Linked DNA regions of Mus musculus: region 1 is linked to region 2. The links are chromatin contacts, found by Hi-C or POLR2A ChIA-PET in ENCODE. All regions are on one chromosome and are shown on one strand. The core of a region is the stretch at or near the end of the contact, and the rest is flanking DNA. Distances in the headings are between cores, read along the strand shown. Region 1 holds the start of Rock2 (Rho-associated coiled-coil containing protein kinase 2). Region 2 holds the start of E2f6 (E2F transcription factor 6).

Evidence for each region. Hi-C counts contacts between places; a loop is a spot of excess contacts on that map. ChIA-PET counts read pairs that join two places held with the same protein, here RNA polymerase II (POLR2A).
Region 1: a map of heart shows a loop between it and region 2 (7-fold over the local background). The contact joins the promoter of Rock2 here to the promoter of E2f6 in region 2. A Hi-C loop is called at or near these places in 13 of 37 maps with a recorded cell type or tissue (Patski, T-helper 1 cell, T-helper 17 cell and 7 more). POLR2A ChIA-PET finds 5 or more read pairs at or near these places in 1 of 5 experiments (Patski).

Annotation. Positions count from the first base shown.
Region 1 is chr12:16,892,877-16,899,637 of GRCm38, reverse strand. Rock2 (Rho-associated coiled-coil containing protein kinase 2) reads right to left here and starts at 4,660. Exons shown (of 33, transcript NM_009072.2): 1 at 4,308-4,660. The coding sequence starts at 4,448.
Region 2 is chr12:16,807,168-16,813,867 of GRCm38, reverse strand. E2f6 (E2F transcription factor 6) reads right to left here and starts at 2,903. Exons shown (of 7, transcript NM_033270.2): 1 at 2,553-2,903. The coding sequence starts at 2,660.

The DNA.
Region 1 (6,761 bases), core at 3,411-5,910, 84 kb before region 2:
CCTGCCTCTGCTTTCTGAGTGCTGATATTAAAGGTGTGCACCACCATGCCCAGCTTATAACATTTATTAAATTTATTTATATTATAAATAGCTCAGTAAGCAGGAATAAGCACTACTGCCTAGCCTGACAAACTGTGGATCTTGAAATCCATACAATAAGAGAGAATCAACTCTCAAAAGTTTTCCTCAGCTCCCTACTTAAATACCCACAAATAAAAAAATGTAAAAAGCAAAACAAAACAAAAATTAAGTTTTAAAGCAATTAATCTGTATATTCTAAATATCTACCTCCTACTTCACACAAATAATAAGTACAAAGTCATTTTTCATCTTTTATTTTATTTCATTTTTATTACATCTTCAAAACAGTCTCAGACATTACTTATGGGGAGTGAACACACATGCAATTGTATCTTAATTGGGTGAAGAGTCAGCACTAAATGGAAAGAACCTAAGTACTGTGATAAATATTTTCATGATCTGGGGCCATAGCCCTGAGGCAGACACTTGCAAGCATGTGCAAGGACTTGAGTTTAATATCCAGAACTATCAAAAATAAAATTTCTGTACAGTAATATTTTCATATAGTTACTGGCAGGTACCAGTTTTAATAGGTGTTTCTGGGGCCAGGCAGATGGCTTAGCAGTTAGAGGCAGCTGCTGCCAAGCCTGACAGCCTTAGTTTGATTACTGGAATCCACACAGTGGAAGGAGAGAACTGGCTCCTGTAAACTGTTCCCTGACCTCCATACCTGTACCATGACACAAAACACCCCACCCAACACACACAAATAAAGAAATGTAAATTTAAATTTTTAATTGGTATTTTGTTTCTCAGCCCAGTGAAATTGTAAATAAATGTTTGATCACCTTTATCCATTCACAAAAGCCTAGGTACTATATAGGTTACTATAGCCACATACTCTTTAAAATAACAAAATAAAATCCCAAGGCATAAACCTTAAGACATTTCTCCAGCATACATGTTAGTTAAGTAAAACACATCAGGCAAGCAATGTAAGGATCTCTGACAACACAGGAACTTACCAAAGGTTATCACTTAAGATCCTCCCTTTAAAATATTTCAAAATTACTGACCTTCAAAAGAGGCTCAGCAGATACAGGTACTTACAAGTCACCAAGCCTGACAACCCCCATGACCTGAGTTTGACCTCTAGAACCCACATGAGAAGAGAGAACCAACTCCCACCCGTTGTCCTCTAACCTCTACACATGGCAGGGCACATGCACACACTCAAACACACAAGATAGATGTTGCTTGTTTTTTAATTTCAGAAGTATCTCTCAAAACTATTTTTATATAATACCAAGCAGCTCACAATCTACAATTTCAAAAGAATTGCGTATTTTAAGGGCAAATAAAGTAAATAGCCTCTGCAGAGAAACAAGATAATTTAGTTTGTACACTGATAGTCCTGAAATTCAGCGCCATATATATGTTTGACAATGATTAGTACTTATGACAGCAAACTCAAAATGATAATTGCATGCACTTGAAAACTGTAATAATATCTAAAACAAAAATCATTTCCCATCTCAAAGAAAACATAAAGCTAGCAAAAAATTTGTCAAATGCACATAGGAGACGTAAAATGAGTGTAAAGATATGCCATACACTGGACTAAAACCTTACATGCTATCTCATGTAACTTTTTTTCCTATGAATGGCTTGCCTAGCTTACTGAAAACGTTTTATAGAAAATTCTGGTATGTTTCATCATCACTTGCCATATTTAGCAATACACAACTTCCAATGGTGCTTTCTAAGCTTTTGAATACAGTAACTAAATTTCAGGCTGTTTTTATTAGATTATTAAAGGTATGTTTTCTAGAATAAAACCAAAAGAAATGTAATGTTAAGTAAAGTAATGATTTAATTGTGAAAAAAAGCTCATGGCAAGATTTCAAATCTTTAAAGTGGTAACAGCTATTATTTTGTGAGCATTTTTAGAAACATAATTTTAAAAATAGTATCAGTGTAAAGACTACAGAGTTACAACCTGGAGAATGAAAAGGCTGTGAGGATGCATAGCAGTGATCACTGGCACAGCAGGGAATGCACATAGCATCACCCAACTGTGGACTTCAACACAGTTTAAATGGCAAGGTTTATGTATACTACTACTACAATTAAAATTTTACCATGACAAAGGCAATTTGGAGAGGAAAGGGTTTATTTGGTTTACAGTTCCATACCACACAGTTCCTCATCAAAGGAAGTCAGGACAGGAACTCAAACAGGGCAGAAACCTGAAGGTAGGAGCTGATACTGAGGCAATGGAAGGGTGTTGCTTACTGGCTTGCTTCCCATGGCTTGCTCAGTCTGTTTTCTTAAAGAACCCAGGACCACTAGCGAAAGGATGGCACCACCCATAATGGGCTGAGCCCTCCCGAATCAATCACTAAGTAAGAAAATGCCATAACTCTAGCTTGTGTAGAGTTGACATAAAACCACCCAGCACAAAATTCATTCTAAAACTTCATGATAAAATTTACATAACATGGATATTATTACAACTTTAATGATGTTTTCAACTTTTATGAATGTGCAACAGAGGCATCAGGAACCTCACTCTAAAGGAATAAACGGCATTTTTTGGCTTAGTAACATACGCTGCACTCTAGAATAACACCTGTCCTGATTCTCAATGACATGTAATCAACTAAAAGCAGCAATAAGCCTGCGGTCAAATCAGCATTTGATGTCAACCCTCCTAAGGGTAATATGTCACCTTAACAAATGTGGTGTATGAAGCACTCAATGAAGGAACTGTTACTGGCCACGTGTAATAATTTAGGTAATATTTTAATAAAACAAAATAGTCATGTCACAGGTATAAACAACTTGGTTCCAAGCTCAAAATGACCCTGATAATGATAATTAACATCACTAATAATACAAGAGATGACTGTGAAATGTAAAAACATTTCTATCTGGGATTGAAAATGATCCTGGTGAATACTTGAGATTTACAGAGACTATTTTTAACTGAACTTTCTGGCCTAGGATCAAAGTTTTGCTAGCAAAATACCAAAGTGAAAATCCTGGCAGTGACACCAGAGAAGCTTTGCTTTATCTACAAAAAGGCTATGAACTCCAAGCAATCCTGCTCTGAAGACTTCCAAAATACGTCCCACAAGAACACAGGAACCCACTACCAAACAAAAACACTCCCCCCGCCCCCAAAAGTCAAAATCTCTATATTTACACATCCTATAGAGCGATACCCACACTCTAGTCAGTTCCTGCGCTGTGGCCAAACAGAACTGAGTCACTCTGCAAATGATTCCAGAAACCTCAAAGGATAACCAACGGCCTCAGAAGAAAAGTTAGTCAGTGGAAAGGGAGGAGACAGTTTTTCTCATCACAGAGTCACTAGGCTTCTCCTAGCAGAGCTCAGGTCTGACATGCTTTTTGGCACAGAATGCCTGATCACCCACCCTAAGTCTAGACCTCCAAAGCTAATAGCCGGAGTATCTTTTTTTTTTCCGACTTCTCCTCAGGGTACACGTTCACACCACTTTTTCCCATAAATGCAACTCTAGGTGCACACTAATCAAATTCGTTTGCCAAGCATAATCGCTTCCCTCAACACGACCAGAAGTATACCAGCATTCTACATGGCATTTATTGTAAATCGTGTTCTTTTCTTAACCGAGCTCCAGTTAGCTGCCTTTTCCAAGGCTCTTAATTTGGATTTTGAATGCTATGGGAAAGACAAGATGAAGGGGAGAGATTTATCCCATTCTACAATTCAGACTCATTTCTTGGCTTCAGAGCAACAATCTCCGGAAATTTAATTTACATAAATTCAAATGTACTAAATAGCTACTATGGAATGTCCAAGAGCAACTGAAAGCAGCAAACTTGAGCTAGCTGTGCGTTCCCAGCTTCCTGACGAGCTCTTTGTCGTGTGCCCCCGGTGGTACTCCCAATAGGAAGAGCGTCGGGTTTCTTTCTCCCTGGGTTTTCACCCTAGCTCCCACACTGCGTGACACTTTCAAATTGGGTAGCCCAGTGTAGGAAGCACAGCCAATCCTCCACCTTTCCGCCCCAAACCAACTGGGTAGGCGGGAAGGAGACCAGGGGTGTTTCCTCCCTGCGCGCTCCAAGAACGGGGGCGGCCGAGATGACACTCGCTCGGCAGGGAGGTGGACCCGAGAATCCCAGGTGGGGTCTCCACTCTGGAACCTGGGTCTCCAGCTCCCCGGGCAGCCGGAAGCGGGGCGGGTGGGCCGAGGGGGGACCAGGCAGGGCGGGGAGTTCCCTCCCTAGCCCGCACCTACCAGCAGACTCTCCACGTTGATGGGCGAGCGAGGGTCTCGGATGAGCGCCTCCAGCTTCCTCTGACGGCCGGCGCCCGCCCCGTCCCCCGGCGCGGTCTCGGGGGCGCCGGGCATTTTCCCCGTCGGCGGGGGCCGGCTCATGCCGCTTCGCCGGGCCTAGCGCCGCCCGCGGAACCTCCGCCCCGGCACGCCGCGCGCCGCTGTCTGAGGAGCCGCCCGGCCCGGCCGGGAGCAGCGAGGCACACGGCGTCCCCGCCCCTCAGCCGCACGCGCGCCGCCCGGCCCGTAGCGAGCTCGCCAGGACCCGGCGGGCGGGAGCGGGGAAGGGGCGCCCGCGCCGCACCACCCCGCCCTCGGGGCTCAGGCCGCTAGGGCCGTCGCCCGTCCACCCGCATATCGCCGCCGGCCGCCTCGCGCGCCCACACGCCCGCTCCCCTCACACGCAGTCGGAGCCGCGTCCCTACTCGGCCGCGCGCCGCCGCTACCCACAAGCCCCTCCGCCCGCGGTCGGCTGCGCGCGGCCCGGCCCCGCCCCGCCCACCCCGGCGCGGCCCCGCGGCACGCCCCGCCCCTGGCCTCCGGCCACGCCCCGCCACCGGGCTGAGCAGCCAGGCTTCTTTTCCGTTCCCGCCGCCTGGCTAGTCTCCCTGCCTCGTCGGGCCGGTTCGCGGGACTGGGAGGCGGGACGGATGGCAGCGCGGTGCCCCGTGGTCCCCGTCGTGTGTCCCACGTCGCCGGCCGGACCCAGAGGCCTAGTTGACGTCCGCGCCCCCCGCCCGCTGTGTCCCGCTGACTCAGCGCGCAGCTATGCAAGCCGCGCCGAACTGCTGCGCCCCGGGTCAGCGCCCTTCCCAGGCCTGGTGCGCCTGAGGCCTGCGCCTGGGGCTCCCAGGGGGCGGGGAGGCCGCGCCCCTAGCCCGCGCTAAGAGTGTGGGACTCGTTTGAATCCTGTTGAGTCCCGGAGCTGGGAGGCCTGGAGGAGTTGTTTCTGCCTCCGGGTCATAAATCCTAAACTCTCAGAAACCTTTGTGCCCTTCCCTGACCAAGGTGCCCGCCTGGCCTTAGACCTTAGACACTGGCCAGGCGGAGGGAACAGGAGGCAATAAGGAAGCGCTTCTGCATCCGCGGGGCCCTTGCTTTTGGAGAGTGAAAGAGAGGGGCTGCTTCTCCGCATTCCTGCCCTCTCCTTGCCCCCTAGCCATTGGTCAGATCCTCTCAGGGCGCAATCGGAAAACTATGTGCCAAGAGCTATAAAACTGTTCACAGAGCCCCTTTGACCCAGTAAGGCCATTTAAGGAAGTCCAAGTGTAAGGAAATGATCCGAAAAGAGGAGGACTTTGCGTGGAGATGTTTACAGCAGGGCTATTCAGAATGTTCGCAATGACCAAAACCCTGGGAGTGGACCCAATCTTCCAGCAGCTGAATAATCCAAACAAGCTCTTGTCATATTCACGGGAAGAATCCTACGGGTATTGCAAGCCGGTTGAGACTAGGGAAAATTTACCGGAAGTGAAAAAATGCAAAGGGGATTATGAACACTTTGAAATGAGCAGCTAAACAAGTGAGAGAACACACTTGCTCCTAACTGAATGGGATTTTCCCCCCACTTCTAAAGATGTCAAGTAGGGTGGTGGCCTCATAGGTCTTTAATGCCAGCTCTGGGGAGAGACAGAGGCAGGAGGGTTTGAGGCTAACCTAAGTCTAGAGAATGAGTCCCAGGACAACCAGAGCTACACAGAGAAAACTTGTCTTGAAAACAACAACAAAAAAATGCTAAAAAGCATATTGAATTTTTAAATTTGAAAACTTGTACTTATGGAAGCTAGAGTGTAATGCCCCTGAATAGTGAACTGTAGAGCTCCCTGGGGTGTCAAGGTAAATATGCAGGTAGGCTACAGCCCTGGCCTGGCCAAAATTGCATGCACTTCACCCAGCGCAGGGGTCCAAAAATGTCTGCCCTTCTGGGGAGAAGCCCCTCTGACTTGGATTAAGACAGGAAGAGTCTTTGATGACTGAAGAGAACCCTTTCTCTTGTAGATAATAAAACTGGCCTCTGGGTCAAAAAAAAAAAAAAAAAGTTCTTCAAGCCAGTAGGTAAATTTACTTCTTCATACGTCCACAGACCCAAAGCTAGGAGAGTAGAGCCAGCTAACCACTCTTTCCACCCATGCACTGGAGCATGATAATTAGATAATCATTATTACAGATCTTACAAGTTCTTTTTCCTGGTGATAGTATAATGGGCTTTCAAAAGGAACATTGTGATCTTCCAGTTACAAATTAATTTTGAAATGACTTGGCTATATGTTTTTATGGACTTTGGCGGAGTAGCCATGATCTCAAGCCTTGGAGACCTTGTTTTAAAAGAACAGCAGTACCCTGGTATGGTGATTCACCTCTGTAATCTTAGCACTGAGAAAGTAGAGGCAAGAGAATGGGGGCTGGGTGGGGGGA
Region 2 (6,700 bases), core at 1,654-4,153:
GCCACCACACCTGGCTAGAAGCTTTAAAGGTGGAGAGAAAAATAAAAAGTGACTTTTAGAGACTAATGTCCTAGGCACTGCCTCCTAAGTAGTTACTGCTCTCTATGCATAGGTTTCTCTGTATTAGCTCCCTGTGTGGGAGCAAGACTCCTTCAAGAGCTCATTGAACACGAATCTCTCTAAGGTGACTGCATTCATGTCACCACCCAGATCTTCCTGATCATCTAATGTGCAAACCAAGTTCACCTCCATCCAGGATTGTCTTCTCCCTGCTCCCCAAAGCCAAGAGCAGGTTTAAGCCATTTAACTTATCCTGGCAACAACACTTAGCAAGCTATGTAACTGCTCTGCACATGGCTTATTAATTCTTTGCATTTGCTAGTCAATTAAAAAAATACTACTGACATGTTAAGTCACTATTTTACAGGCAAGAAAATAGAGTCCCTACTTTATTAACTTCTTGCTTAATCCTTTGTCCATGGCCAGATCTTCACTACAGTATCAAACAGACCCGCAGAGGACTGAGCAGTCAAGTATAGAATTGCTCTGGGACACACAGAGTCTGGCTAACAGTCTTGAGGTAAAGAGGAGCTAAAGACACTTGTCTTAAGACAAGTTACCCATGAATCTGGACTTCAGACATCTTGACAAACGTCAATATGGAAATGAGGCCTAGGATGGAGCATGCAACCTCAGAAAGATCATTTAGGAAAGGCAAACATGGAGCCAGATTATGCTGCGAGGACTCGACTTTGTCCTGGGAGCACTAAGGAACCACTAATTCCTTTGGCCAAATGAAGATAGAAACACACCTTCAAGAGACCATACGTTAAGGATGAAGCACACAGGCGGTGAGTGAGAGGCAGCAACAGTGGCAGGAAACTGGTCGAGATGGCATTATAGCACAGAATAGCTGATGTGAATGACTTCAGTGACCTGGGGGTGGGAGGGGGGGTGTCTGGGGGTGATTCTGAAACAGAGGAAAAGGTAACAGCCATGTCCAGAGTGCTGGCTCAGGCACCACGATAGGCAGAGCACCATTAAGGTGGGATTCGAGAAAGAGGTTGCTTTCTTAAGGCGGGGGTGGGGTGGGGTGTGTCTGTGAATCTGGCTTTGGATATCAGAGTTTGAAATCTGCAGCTCAGCAGTTATAAACGCTCGCTGTTCTTCCAGAGGGCTCAGTTCATCCATGTGCCAATTCATAACCACTTATTATGAGCTCCAGGTGATCTAACACTGGTTTCGGGCCTCCGTGGGCACCAGTACACACGTGGCATCCACGAAGACATTTTCTTTTTTAAGAAGGGACATCTAACAAACAGTTGGAGAGCTCCAGGAAAGATGTACAGGTTTGGGAGTTACCTCGAGGCAACTAAAAATACCAGACTGGATAAGAAATCTAAGACTTTAGAAGACGTTATCTTCTGATAACCAAAAGTTAAGCGGTTTTCATTTAGAGCGTCTATCAAATCCTTAAAAAAAAAAAAAAACCTACCATGATCACAGGCCACAAGTTAGCAGTAGTGAGCGGTCACCTACATGAACAAACTGTAGAGAATCCTGGATGACACCCACGTGTCTGAAAAGGAAGGCGAAGGGGACAAGGGGACCCACCATGGCTGTCAAAAACACAACAAAGAGTTCTCAGCCAAAAGTGAGTGGTTAGTTATGACACAAGATAGGGTGTGAAACGAATACTGTAATTGACAAAACCATCAGTGACCTACGGATCTTATTTACAACAATCTTACCAAGTGCTTAGGACTAGAGTCCCCAGCACAGTGCTGGGTGGTAATGCAAGATCAGGTGGAAACTGAGCAGAAATTACTTAAAGAGAGAGAGAGAGAGAGAGAGAGAGGGAGAGAGAGAGAGAAGTTTGGGAAAGGCTGTCACTTGCAGTCATTCTGAGGGTCTTCCCAGTTTCCTCATTACCTAGCCCCAAGGCCAGACATCTCTGTACACACATCTCTGGGTCAGTTCTGACAAACTCTAAAAATAACTATCTCAAGGTTGCTCCAAGGAGTCAGACAAGACAATGCTCATGGCACAGGACCCGCCAGAATGGCTTGGATACAGCTTGCCTTGCTGAGAAAACAGCGATCAGGAGAAACGGACAAAGGAAGAATCCAGCAGGGACCCTGAGAAAGGTGGGAAGCACGGAACGGAGGGAACTTTCTCACTCTTTCATTTCCCCTGTCAGACAGCAAAGATGGACAGGCAAGATCGCCCAGTTGGTTAAGGCACTTGCCACCGAGCTTTACAAACTCTACCAGAGTTCCATCCCGCGAACCACAAGGCTGGAAGCATGGAACAGACTGCCCCAAGTTGCCTTCTAAACTCTACACGTGCCCCGTGGAATCCACGCGCTCGCGGCCCCCACCCCAACACAAAGTAAGAAAAATCCAATAGAAACATTTAAAAAGCAAAGGGCGGTTCAAGAATTGGGAGTTGCAGGGAGAGCCCCGGGGCAGCAAGCGACACTGTGCAGAGGGCCCGATGCAAGGAGCGCGTCCCACAGCACTTGACCTCCCGTGGCCCGGGTCCCCGCTCACCAGTAGGTTTTCCACGTTGATGGGGTCTCGGCAACGCCGGCGCACCGTTTCCTGCGCCGGGTCCACCAGCAGGCTGGGCTGTCTCCGCGCCGTCCGCTGCTGACTCATGCTGTCCCGCGCCCCTCGCGCCCCACGCGCCCTCCCGCCTTCCCCGGAGGCTCGGCGCGCGCGTTCCCGGCCCCTTCAGCGCCGCCCGCTCCACCCACGGAGCACTGCGGCTCCACCCACGAAGCGCCGCGGTCCCACTCGCGCAGCGATGAGCCCAGGCGCAGAGGGGGTCAGGGTAGGCTCGGAGGGGACCAGGGTGACCGCGGAGGCGCTCAGGTTCCCTGGCCGGCCATCTTTCCGCATGCGCAGTGCACCCGCGTTTGCACATGCGCAGCGCCGTCCGTTAGATCTCCCGCGCACACCGGTCCTCGCCCGCTGCCGACGCCCGGGTGTTCCGGAGGATGGATCCTTGGAGAGGATGGCGGCGGCGGGGGGTGGGGGTGTGTGTGGTGGGATGGGTTGGGGGAAGAAAAGAGGTGGAGCAGGGATTCCGGGGGATCGGAGCAGGCGCTCTCTAGTCCCAACCAGCGGACTGCAGGTTCTGAGTGCCCCGGGGCGATGATGGTGGGGCTCCCATCAGTCATCTAAAGGTGCTTAGCACATGCTCATGAAACAAGCCATCTTGGAGGGACCAGAAGGTGCAAGCTTCAAAGCCAAGCTCCACAGAGGCCCAGGCAGGGAGATCACGTGTTTGAATTCGAAGTCAGCTAAAGTTCGTAGTGAGAGTAGAATTTGTCCCAAAACCACAAACTTTACCCTCTATATCAGTTTTATTTTATTTTATTTTTGGTTTGGTTTTCCGAGACAGGGTTTCTCTGTGTAGCCGAACTCAGAAATCCGCCTGCCTCTGCCTCCCAAGTGGGATTAAAGGCGTGTACCACCACTGCCCGGCTCTGTATCAGTTTTTGATTACTTATTATTATATCAGGTATTGGGCTGGCTCAAGAAGATACTGTTTTGAATATAATAGACTGGATATCAGAATCCAATGGAGGAGAAAGATAAAACAGTTTAACGGGCTGGGAGAGGAGCACTGGCTAAGTTTAGGAGAACTTCCAGAGGACCTGAGTTCAATTCCCATCACCCACAGGGTGGCTCACAACCATATGTTACCTCCAGGCCCAGGGGGATTTAATGCTCTTTTTCTGGTCTCCACAGGCACCAGGCACGGACATGTTAACATGTTAGACAGTCATACATGTAGGCAAAACTTCTATGCACAGAAACTAAATTAGAAAGAGAAAAGAAAAGAGAAGTAAGTGACCTGGAGCCATAGGTATCTTTTCAAATTGTAAGGTCTTAAGCCAGTTTCTAAAAGTCGTTCTGTGCCTTAGTTTCTAAATTTGTAATGTGGAGAGTTCTTACTGATCGAAGTTACTAGCTTGTTCTCTCAAAAACCTGTCTCTGTAAAATTGCCCCAGTAAACTGCCACCTCCCTTTCTTAAGTAGCTTCTTTCCTGCCCTGTTCTCTTGTGAGTTGGGCATATCCTCTGACTCATTCTGTCAAATCTTTCTCTGATTCCTCACTTTGTCTGCCCTTAGTTAGATGCTACTTTTAAACATGTCTGCTTTCTTCTAAAAACCAACCTTACCTTCATTGCTAGGGATTAAAGGGTGTATGAAGGTGTCTGTATTCCAGCCAGAATGTACTATAATCCAGAGAGTGTCTGCATTTGGCCAGATCATGTAGACTTAGAGAGTCTTGGATGTGATCCCTTGTCAGAGTAGCCATGATGCTGGATTAAAATTCCTTTGCAGTGTGGTTTGATGTTTCGCCTGCCTGCATGTCTGTGTGTGGACACCATGTTCTCTGACACTAGAATTACAGACAGTTGTAAGCCACCAGGTGGTTGCTGGGTATTAAACCTGGGTTCTCTGGAAGAACAGTCAGTGCTCTTAACCACTGAGCCATCTCTTTGGCCCCTTTCACTTATTTTTAAATTATGTGTGTGTATGGGTTTGTGCACATGAACTGCAATGCTTTCAGAGGCTTGAGGCTTCTGGCTCCCCAGGAGCTGAAGTTGCAAATGGCTAGAGATGGATGCTTTGGCCCTCTTGGAAAGGCAGAAGTGCTCTTAACTCCAGAGCCACAGCTCTAGCCGCTATGTGTTTGAATGAAAGGGTAACACAATGCGCAACTTCCAGGCTGGAAGGAAGCTGCGGGAGTGAGACCTGGGACTTAGTGAGGGCGGAAGAGGCTTTTGGAAGAAGTTGGCTCCCACTAGATTTTACATTTCTAGGGGTCCGATACCATCTTAAGGGGGGGGGGTGTGTCAGAGGTCTTTGATCCTCTTGGGATCTCCAGTGTTAAGCTTGGAGCATGGCAGGTAGCAAGCGCTCAGTAAATGTTTGCCGAAGATTGGTAGAAGTAGAATACAACTGTGGAGAGGTCATCTCTAGAAGAGAAAGAGCACATTTTATGCACGAGTGGAGAGTTTCTCAGAGCAACTAGGAAAGACTCTACCACAAGGAGTTCGGAGAGATCCAATGCTGGAAAACAGGCATGGCTAATTTTAAGACCCCTTTCTCCATCCTCTGTTGAATGCCAAACCCTCTCTATACCTTTGTTCATGTGACTCTCATTTCAGATCTGAAGGTATGACCAAGCATGGTAGTGTATGCTCAGAATAACAACACTCTGGACACTGAAGTAGGACCACCAGATGCTAGAGATCAGCCAGGGTTACATAGCGAGAGACCATGTCTTAAACAACCAAAGCAACAACAAAATACAAGTTTCTGCTGCCAGCAAGTCCTGAAGAATAGTTTTCTTCCCAGTTTACAGATCAGAAAATCGAAGATCAGTAAGATTACAAAATTTACCCCAAGGAGCTAGCTAGTGAGTGCTAGAGACATGGTTTGAGTTCACAGCTGGATAATTCATTGGTATTTGGACCCTTGAGCAGCTTGTTGAAAACTGACCATATTTTCTACAGTCAAAAAGAATTAGGCCAGCAAAGGGGTGTGACTTAGGCACTCCAGGCTAATGAAAGAGCTTGAGCACACCCATCTGGGGAAAAGGAGAACAGCTGTTCCCTCAGTCACAGAAAAGCCCAGTCATGGGGCTGTAGCCTGAGGTTTAATCATCCCAGCGTTGTTTGAGCATCTTTCGGGTGCTGGGCTGTAGGTCAGGAGCTCTAACTCTTACAAGGACATCCTGGAGTACTAGGAGATGCCAGGTTGATGAAGATGTATGACCAGAGAGCATGAGAACGAACTGAACATGTCTGACACATCATGGCAACACAGAAAACGAGGGGAAAATAACAACGGACTTTGGGGCTTGTTCCTGCATCACCATGTAAAGCTATCTGGAACAGTAAGTGACGTACAGAGACTCTGGCTAGCTTTGTGGTGACACAGCAGGCCTTCAGCCAATGGATCCTTTGTGCCACTCACTGGAAACTTAAGATTTGTATTCCCTTCTAAGAGCCATGTGGTCAAAACCAATGCCCAGTGAAATGGTTATTTAGACATGGCCTTTGTGAGGCAACCAGGCAAAACCTCTCAAGAACTGGGATGCCCCCATAGTAGACACTGAAGGGAGCATAGATGGAGAAGAGCAGTTGGCAGTGCTTGCCTAGTGTGCATGAAACCTTGATTTCATTTTCATCACCATATGAACCAGATGTAGTAGCACACTTTTGATCCCAAGCACTTGGGAAGTGGTAGTAGGAGGGTCATAAGTTCAGGAACATCTACAGTTAAATCATGAGTAGTGAATTTGAGGCTAATTTGGGATGCCTGAGATCTAGAGGGGGTCAGAGGCAGAACACAGAGGAGAGATGTCTTATTTCTTCTACCATGGGACAATGAGTCATGAGTCTCAGCATTGCCATTACCTGGGTAAGTGTGTGTGTTACTAGAAATGAAGGTTCTATGGCTCTACCCAGAACTACCACATTAAAAGCTCAGAGGTTTGATGTATTCTGTAAGGCACTGGCTGGGTCCTGGTAGGAAACTAGCTTTTCCTGGCTCTGCAAGTACCCAGTCCACTAAATTGATACTTTGTTAAATCAAAGCCAGGTTAACTTTTCTGATGTGATATTTGGAGGATGAAGACCTAGAACAAACATGGATGGTGTCCTGGCTCATTTCAT